3 separate regions of the Homo sapiens genome follow, and regions 1 and 3 are each linked to region 2. A link is a contact called in ENCODE Hi-C data. All regions are on one chromosome and are shown on one strand. The core of a region is the stretch at or near the end of the contact, and the rest is flanking DNA. Distances in the headings are between cores, read along the strand shown. Region 1 has its middle 45 kb from the start of LINC02937. Region 2 holds the start of IARS1 (isoleucyl-tRNA synthetase 1). Region 3 holds the start of PHF2 (PHD finger protein 2).

Region 1 (2,739 bases), core at 115-2,614, 1.1 Mb after region 2:
ACACAGGAGCTCTTTGGCCAAGTTTCAGCTCCACCGAAGTCAGCGATGAGACCGTGGACAAAGTGCCTCATGTCCCTGAGCCCATTTCTTCATTTGTAGAAGAATCCAGTAGTTCAGGATGGTTTTGAAGACCCAGTCACATTGGATGTGATCTGTATAAAAGTGCTTTATGTGGTGGTCGTGTTTTATTTGTTTCATATTTCAGAAGACGGGAAGGTGGGTCTCGCAACCATGGCTGGTTTGGAGGCATGTACAAGAACCTGGGCTCTTCACTCAGGAAAAGAGAAGTCTAGGGAAACATGGTAGCTGCCTCCAGTAGAACTGCAATATGAAACAGGTCTTCAGAGGCTTCCAGGGCGAGGGGAAACCATGCAGGGCTCCTCCCCACCTCCCCACTTCTGCTTGTTGCTCTGCGCTTGTCCAGAGACAAGAGATGTTGACTAAAGTCTATGCAGGGAAGTTACTTACACCCTCCTAGGTCCAAAAGCTGCCCACTGCCTCTGGAGTGTTAGAGCAGAAAGTGGGCAGGCATGGGCAGGGCCATTGCTGCGGGAAGTTAAGAGGCACCAGAGGACAGTTCTTCCAACTTAGACGGTTTTTGTGAAGTGAAAGCAGACTGCAGGCCTCCAGCACTGGCGCAGACTCTGACTGGTGCAGGCCTCTAACACTGGCATGGATTTAGCAGATGAGAAAGATGGGTCTCCTTACAAATACTGGTCACTAGTGAGTTGGGCCTTGAGAGACAGAGAAAACAGGTATCTGCCTAAGGTGTGTCTGGTTAACTATATTGGCCCTTGAGGTAATCTACAATTTAAGGAGTTTTAGTTCCTCTAACATTTTAAGAAATCATTCTCATGTTTGAGTGCCATGTTTATAGTACCAATTTTGGGGGCCAGGGTGGGAAGATTGCCCTGAGCAAAGCTGTCCATTTTCCCATCATCTAGTTGGTTTTCATGGAGCGGCCCACCTGCTCCCCACCTCAGGAGATACTGGAGGACTCTAGCCCTGCGGTGGCTGTGGTCAGGCCAAGGGCAGGCCAGGCTTCCTTCCTAGGCTTCAGTTCATTCCCCCATCTTGCTGCCAAGGTACCTTTAGATGTTTTGGTCCCCTAAAGCATTTAAACAGACTGTCGTGTAAAATGCTGTCTGAACAAAGTCTCCCATGAACCCACGGCACAGTGTGTACCTGAACCTCCCAAGAGAAATAGTAAAATCACCACATCATCAAGTTGCAGCTCAGGGACTACGTAGCTTTAGTGGTGATGTTTGCAGGAAAAGGTTTCAGAGAAATTTGAAAATTGGCAGGTGCACTTTCTTGACCTTTCCAAAAATAGTCTGAGTCACTTTCACTTTCAGCCTTCAAACTGTGTTGAATGAAACCTTTGTGCAGTTTACAGAAAGTGAAGAACTGTTTGGCAAGAGAGAGAAGTTCGAGCTCCTAATAGCCTCGGCTGCATTGAGTAACATTTCTTTTGAGTTGTCTATTAACACTTTCCTGAAACATGCTTTTTATGACGCCTAGAACTTGTGTAAGAGTGACTGTAATTTGAGTTATTTAAAAATGTAAGTACAAGAAATGTGTCACACGCCATAAGAGCTAGGAAATGACAGCTCACATTCATCTTGGTGGAAGGAAACTCTAATTATTGGAAGATGTGATTGGAGTATTTGTTCTTAATACCTACGGTGGCTCTGTTATATGCTTGCCTAACACCAGTATTGGCTTGCAAATAACACTGAAAAGCTCCTTTCTTTTCCTCTGGTCTTTGTGGGAAGGCATGGTATGAGTCGAGATTGCTAAACCACTCTTCTGAGAGGACTCAGAGAGAGTGTTTATCCTAGACTATCCATGGCCCTGGTACTTCTGAGTTCAGTTGTGGTGTGATCTCATTAGTCCAGGCTCAGAATGGCTCGGTAACCTCAAAACTCCAAGCCCTCGGTGCTTGCTTTGCTTCCCTAGACTTGCAGCTTATGTACGCCCACATGTGCTTCATGCGTATTAAAAATGCTTGCATGTGTAGATAGGAAGATATATGTTGACTGTCCTGAAAAACTTGACATACCTAACATTTAAAATTGTTTTGAGTTTCCCCCGGGGATAAACTAGTCTTCAAATGTAAACGTGATGAGCAGCGTAGGGGCTATGGTACCAGAGAAAAGAGCCGAATCTCGGCCCTGGTCCAGCCCTACCTCTCGTGCTCTGTCACCTGCAGCAGAGGTGGAGTGGGGGCCATGTCTGTGAGCGGGACCTCATCTTGTCTATTCCTCAGACCCACCCAAGGGCAGGGATTCCCAAAACTGCTGGTACCTGTAAGAGGTATTGTATTCTTGGACTCCATTCCATAACCTCTCATCAGGATTCTGGGTTTGGAACTCTAGAATCAATGTTGAGGAAAAATAGAACTTGGCGATTTTATTTTTCTAGATATAATTCACATACCATAAAAGCCACTCTTTAAATTGTACAATTCAGTGGTTTTTTAGTATATTCAGAGTTGTACAGCCATGACCACTAGCTAATTCAGAATATTTTCATTGCCTCCCAACAAGCCTAGTACTCATGAGTAGTCACTCCCTTGCCCATTCCCTCCACCCCCAAGCCCCTGGCAACCACTAATCTACTTTCTGTCTCTATGGATTTGCCTATTTGAGACATTCATATGAATGGAATTATATAATATGTAGACTTTTGTATCTGTTTTTTTTTCATTTAGCATAAAAATTTTCAAGATTTGTCCAC
Region 2 (2,700 bases), core at 201-2,700:
TTTAAATAATTAGACTTGGCCTACCTCACCTTTGTCCAGGAGCCCTCTGTCTGGCTCTATCTGGGCTCTCTGGATAGGTGACAAAAATGAACTGAACAAGGTGGCAACGTGAGGAATGTGAAAACTTCAAACACATTCCAAATACTTTCAGTTAATTAACAAGATTTGCAGCTATTAAATTATGTACGTTATGTGAGTATAGTCAGAACACTGAGTTACCCATGATGGAGGACATGAAACCACTTTAATCCTTCACACAGGGCCAAGACGGTAAGTAAAGTTAAATATATGCTGAACAGACTATCAAAATGTTCCTAAACTTAATAAGAAACTGCATTCTACCTATTCTAGGCCAGATAAATTTTTTATATCCCTCTAACGGATACAATAGGCAGCTACGGAACTACTCCCAATTTGGCAAGATCCAGAATTTCCTTTAGAGGCTCTGGGGCCAAAGCCCGAGGCCTACTGCCCTTTGCAAGGCTCCAGATTTTAACCAGCAGATCAGTAAGGTACCAAGCCGACTCATAGCAATGATAATAAGTATGCAGGCCGGGTGCAGTGGCTCATGCCTGTAATCCCAACAGTTAAGGAGGCTAAGGCAAGCAGATCGCTTGAGCCCACGAGTTTGACAGCAGCCTAGGCAACATAGCAAGACCCCGTTGCTACAGAAAATACAAAAATTAGCCGGGCGTGGTGGCGCTAGCCTGTAGTCCCAGCTACTTGGCCAGGGATGAGGTGCGAGGATCATCTGATCCGGGGAGGTTGAGGCTGCAGTGAGCCATGACCGTGCCACTGCACTCCAGCCTGGGCGACAGAATGAGACCGCTTCTCAAAAAAAGAAAAAAAAATCGTTTGTGCAATGTTTTCATTACCGGAAACATTTTAAGTAAAATACAATAAAACTTTTAAATCTGGTTGTCAGACCCTTCCTTCCCTTTTGTTATTATCGTTTCACGTAGCCATTTATGATAGGAGAAGCGGCTTTGGGGTCGGCGGCTCAGGGCCCAAAAGTATAATTATTAAAGCCACCTCTCCGGAAGTTGCTGTTTGTCGTTATCAATTTAGGTACGAAGTGTCCAGTCAGATAAATACTGACAAAAGCAAACAAGATGAAGAACATGAGCCCCGACCTCGGCGCCCCTTCCCAGTGGGCCGTCACCTACCCGGAGGTGCCCACAACCCGAGTGAGACCTCGGTCTACACTACTGCAACGGATACAAGCAGCACGCACAGCGCCGCCCTCAGCGCTGGTTCGTTTTCCACGTGGAGGCGCAAAACCAGCAAGCACCACTGTCGCACCATCCGAGCCAGTGGGCGCAATCATGTCCGGCGCGACCAATCGGCGCCTGGCTTGTTGGCAGGTGTCAGGCAGCGCGCACTGATTGGCCGGTGCGGAGCCTGTCTCCTTCACTGGATCCCGCATTTTCAGCGCGTTGCATCACCTCCGTGCGCCCGGTTGCAGCGTGGACGCCGGATGAGTTGCTTTTAGGCTTGCTGGCCCGCGGGGCTGTCCAGGCACGCGAGGCCCCTCAGGTACGCCCTCTCTTCCCTGCAGGATCCGGCCCTCAAAGACGAGGGTCACGCACGCGTTACAACCCCGAAACAGTAGCACAAGATTTAATTTTTAAAAGAGCGTGTTTCTTCGGGGCTTGCCGTTCGTTCGTTTCCAGCCTCAGGAATTTATGGTCGCCTTTTTGAATGAGGTAGTGTTTGAAATGAGTAAAATCTTTTTAAAATGATATACATAGTATAAATTGATATAGCTGTGACTTTATGTATAGGCAATACGTATTTTTATATGTCTTAATTTATTACCTTCAATGGCTGCGAGATACTTATTTTATTGATGTACCGTAATTTACTTCAGTCACCATGAATATTTAGATTGTTTTCAGTTATTTGCCTGGAGAAACAATTATTCGGTGAATGTCATTGTATACACATTTTGTACATTTGCATGAGTATACCTGTGGAGTCTATGTTAATAGGATATAACTAAATTGAGGAAACGTTTGAGACGGTCCCACTTTCAGGTTACATTTGACTTAATAGATTATGAAGACCTGAGAATAAAAGGAGAAACAGAAATGGATTTAGAGGAGAATGAAAAGGGGGAACAGAAATAGGCTTATAGGTAGGATCCACATGACTTGATGATTAATTGGTTGTGTGTATCTTCTGAGTAGTGTCAGGGGTGACTCAAAAATGTCATGCCTAAGTAATGGGAAGAATATTGGAACCACTAATACAGTAGTTTAAAAGGGAAGCAATTCTGGAAGGAATTATGAAATTTTAAACAAAACATGGTTTTAGTGTGCGTTTCTAAAATATATTGAGGCAAAATAATATGAAGTAATGTGAATAATATGTAGTTAATATCAGGGAGGGTGGTCTCGAAATTGCTGAACGGGAAGTTGAGGTTAAGGTGACCTGAAGGAGTTGTGGAGCAGCGAAGAGTCAAGGGCCTGGATTATAATAAGAGGGAAGCAAAGGGGATGGCATCCCTCTGCACAACAAGGTTGTTGTGCAAGGTTAACCTGCTCTGTCCCTGCCCTGTGGTTGCTGGATGCTGTTGTGCATGGACAGCTCTCCAGTGGATTCGATGGGCCATAGCAATCCTGTGATTTATGCATGGAGGCTGCTTCTCCTCAGCAGCTGCCATAGCCCGGTCGCTGGTACATGATTCTTCCTGAATAG
Region 3 (2,726 bases), core at 172-2,671, 1.3 Mb before region 2:
CCACCACACACCCCTCTCTTTCCCCCGGCTGCTTGCTGCCGGTGGTTTGGGACTGGAGCCCCAGAGGGCATACAGCCCTGGCCAGCCCCGGGTCCAAACACATCCCACAGGCAAAGTCAGATGCAAGAGAACCTGTTGGAGCAGTTTGGGCAACACTGTCACCTCCTCTTCCTCCTCCTCCATTTACTTCTTGGTGGGAAGGGACCTGCCCTAGGCATGGGGCCAGGTCATGGCCATCGGCAAGGGCCAAGAGGGCGGGGGTTTTCAGTGTCTCCAAGCGTTACCTCCTTCCCCCCTCCCCATCTTCCTTAGGGAGCATAAGATCATGTCAAAACCGGCGTTCCTGCCGGGAACGGAGAGGAGAGAAACGGGGAAAACTGAAGGCCAGGGAGGAGGTGGCAAAGCCACAACAAACCCCCCTTACCCAACTCACAGACACTATTCTGTCACCGCACTCCTGCCCGCGGACCTGCAGGCCTGCCGGGTCTAGCTGCTCCGCGGGGGTCCGGGAGGGGTCCTGCCCTCGGGGACAAGGTCCAAGGGAGCTCGCCGGCCACGGCGGAGGGTGGGCGCGCCGGCTGCCACCTCGCCGGAGCCCCCACGGACTCCCCAGCCCTGCCGGAGTCGGAGCCCGCCACTCGCGCCTCTCCCGGGACCCGCGCCGGGCTGCGCGCCCGCTTCTCCCGGCCCGGCCAACCCCGAGCCCGCGCGGGGAAAGTTCCTGCAACTTCGCAGGGGGGAGGCGGCGGGGGCTCCGGGCCTCGGCCTCCCTCCGGATGCCCGGCCTCTGCGGCCGCCGCGACCCAGCTGACAGGCGGCCCGGCCCGGGCCTGGAGCCCCAACTTCCCCGCGCCCCGAGCCCCGAGCCCACCTCCCGGCCCGCGGGCCTCGCTTTGTGCGCGGCGGCCAGGGGCGCCCAGCGCGGGCCCCGTGCTTGGCGCCCCCGCCCTGGGCACAAAAGGGCGCGCGGCCCGGCACGGCCCAGCCCCGACCGGGGCGCCCGGAATGCGGCGGCGGCGGCGGCGGCCCGTCCCCGAGCCGGGCCTGCGGGCGCGCAGCCGGGGGCGCGGGGCTCGGTCGGGCAAGGTGGCCGGGCCGGGCCGGGCCGAGCCGAGCAGCCGCCGCGCGCTCACCTGCCGTGGAACCAGTCCTTGCAGGCGTCGCACTCGATCATGAAGCGGGTAACGTCGTAGGGGAGCCGGCAGACGCAGTACACGGGCACCGTCGCCATGTTGCCGCGCCGCGCCGCCGCTCGGCCCCGCCGCTGCGCTGCCCGGGTCGGTCCGGGCCGGGCCGGGGGCCGGGCCGCGCGGGGGCGGCGGGGGCGGCGGGGCGCAGGCGGCGCCGCGGCCGGGAGGGGACGGGGACGGGGGCGCACGACAGCCCCCGCGCGCGCTCCCGGCCAGGCGCGTCCACACAATGCCGGGCGCGCTGGCTGGAGGGGCCGCGCCGGGAGCCGCCCGCCGGCCCGCGGGGCTCAGGGCGCTAGTGTGCGCGGGGGACGGGCCGCGCGCGGGACACAAAAGGGAATGGACGCGCGGGGGCGGCGGGCGGGGAGCCGCGGCCCCACCGAAGGGACCCCCGGCCGCCGAGCGGCCTCTACGTCAGCGCCCCGGGTGGCGCCGCCTCCGCCCGCCGGCCTGGGCCGCCGCTCCCGCCGCCGGGAAGGCGGGCTGGGGAACCCTGCGGGGGAGAAGGTGGGTTGGGGGACCCTGCCGGGGGAGAAGACGGCCGGGGGGACCCTGCCGGGGGAGAAGGCGGGTGGGGGGATCTCGAAGGTGGAAGATAGGCCGAGAAGGGCCCCCAAGGCTGAAGGTAGACCCAGGGGTCCGCGGGCGCGAAGGTGAGCTGGGGGAGCCTTGAGACTGAAAGTGGGGTGGGACCCCGGGGAGAAGGTGGGCGGGACCCCGAGGATAAGATAAGTTGGGGGAACCCGGGCAAGGCAGAAGGAGAGACGCGGGGTGCGGGAGTGGAGCCCGCAGGAGAGCCTTCCTAGTCTAGAAGGCCGACAAGCAAATACTTGGCCCTAACTTTCTTCTGACCCCCACCACGGTGGGGGTGTTCCTCCTCCTCGGCCGCGCTGCCTCCCTCCGTTCCCCACTGAGTTTCTGGTTGGGACACCACTTCCTCTTTCCCCTCATTTTCGGCTGGGGACTGCCGCCTCCCTCGCAGGATCCCGCGGACTTCCCTGATGCTCAGCCCCAGAGGAAGAGGACAGAAGCCCGGGCCGGGAGTGCGCTGGCACGGGCTGGTCAGCTCTGTTCCCTGGCATTTGAGCCCCCCAGGCCCGTGACCTAAGGGGCCGGGCTGGTCAGCTCTGTCAAGAGAGAGCTCCCTGGCATTTGAGCCCCCCAGGCCCGTGACCTAAGGGGCGAGGAGTATGGGAACCCTGGCCCCCGTGTCCAGGGAACTGAGCCCCCACGGTGGGGAGGAGAAGCGGAGGTGCGCTCTGAGGGGTCACTTGCACGCGTTCTAGAGGAGGACTTCCCTGCCTCGCCAGCGCTGCATCCTTGGGGCATCCGCGCTGGGCAGGGGCCACATCCCTGCCCGCCCTTCCTCCCTCACCCTCTTTCTCTCCCCATCCTCCCTCAGCAAAATCCGCATCGTGCTGGGAAATGTGGGCCACCCCTGCTCGGAATTCCAGAATCTCCGGACAGGAAACCTGGCTCAGTCTCCTAGCAGCATCCATGACAAGGCTCCTTAGCCCCTCAGCCCCTCACCATCAC

The links. A loop is a pair of places that touch in the nucleus more often than their neighbours do. Pooled maps may share reads with other maps.
Region 1: a loop to region 2 is called in a map of vagina, with 9 times the contacts of the local background. The contact joins the enhancer-like site here to the promoter of IARS1 in region 2. A Hi-C loop is called at or near these places in 1 of 168 maps with a recorded cell type or tissue (vagina) and 7 of 50 pooled maps.
Region 3: a loop to region 2 is called in a map of CD8-positive, alpha-beta T cell, with 2.8 times the contacts of the local background. The contact joins the promoter of PHF2 here to the promoter of IARS1 in region 2. A Hi-C loop is called at or near these places in 3 of 168 maps with a recorded cell type or tissue (CD4-positive, alpha-beta T cell, CD4-positive, alpha-beta memory T cell and CD8-positive, alpha-beta T cell), 2 of 37 single-sample maps with no recorded cell type and 10 of 50 pooled maps.

Annotation. Positions count from the first base shown.
Region 1 is chr9:91,206,841-91,209,579 of GRCh38, reverse strand. No RefSeq gene overlaps it. Among named protein-coding and RNA genes, the nearest start is that of LINC02937, 45 kb to the right of the region's middle. RefSeq lists an enhancer at 1,104-1,163. Within about 2 kb of position 1,364, at least 12 of the 41 ENCODE cell types and tissues checked have a DNase peak (open chromatin) inside an H3K27ac peak, as active enhancers do.
Region 2 is chr9:92,292,447-92,295,146 of GRCh38, reverse strand. IARS1 (isoleucyl-tRNA synthetase 1) reads left to right here and starts at 1,450. Exons shown (of 34, transcript NM_002161.6): 1 at 1,450-1,536. MIR3651 (microRNA 3651) reads left to right here and starts at 2,600; the gene lies at 2,600-2,689. It overlaps SNORA84 (small nucleolar RNA, H/ACA box 84), which reads left to right and starts at 2,554; the gene lies at 2,554-2,686. RefSeq lists an enhancer at 1,019-1,068.
Region 3 is chr9:93,575,279-93,578,004 of GRCh38, reverse strand. PHF2 (PHD finger protein 2) reads right to left here and starts at 1,421. Exons shown (of 22, transcript NM_005392.4): 1 at 1,134-1,421. The coding sequence starts at 1,231. RefSeq lists silencers at 643-802, 1,393-1,692, 1,803-1,862 and enhancers at 1,963-2,242, 1,924-2,518, 2,519-2,726.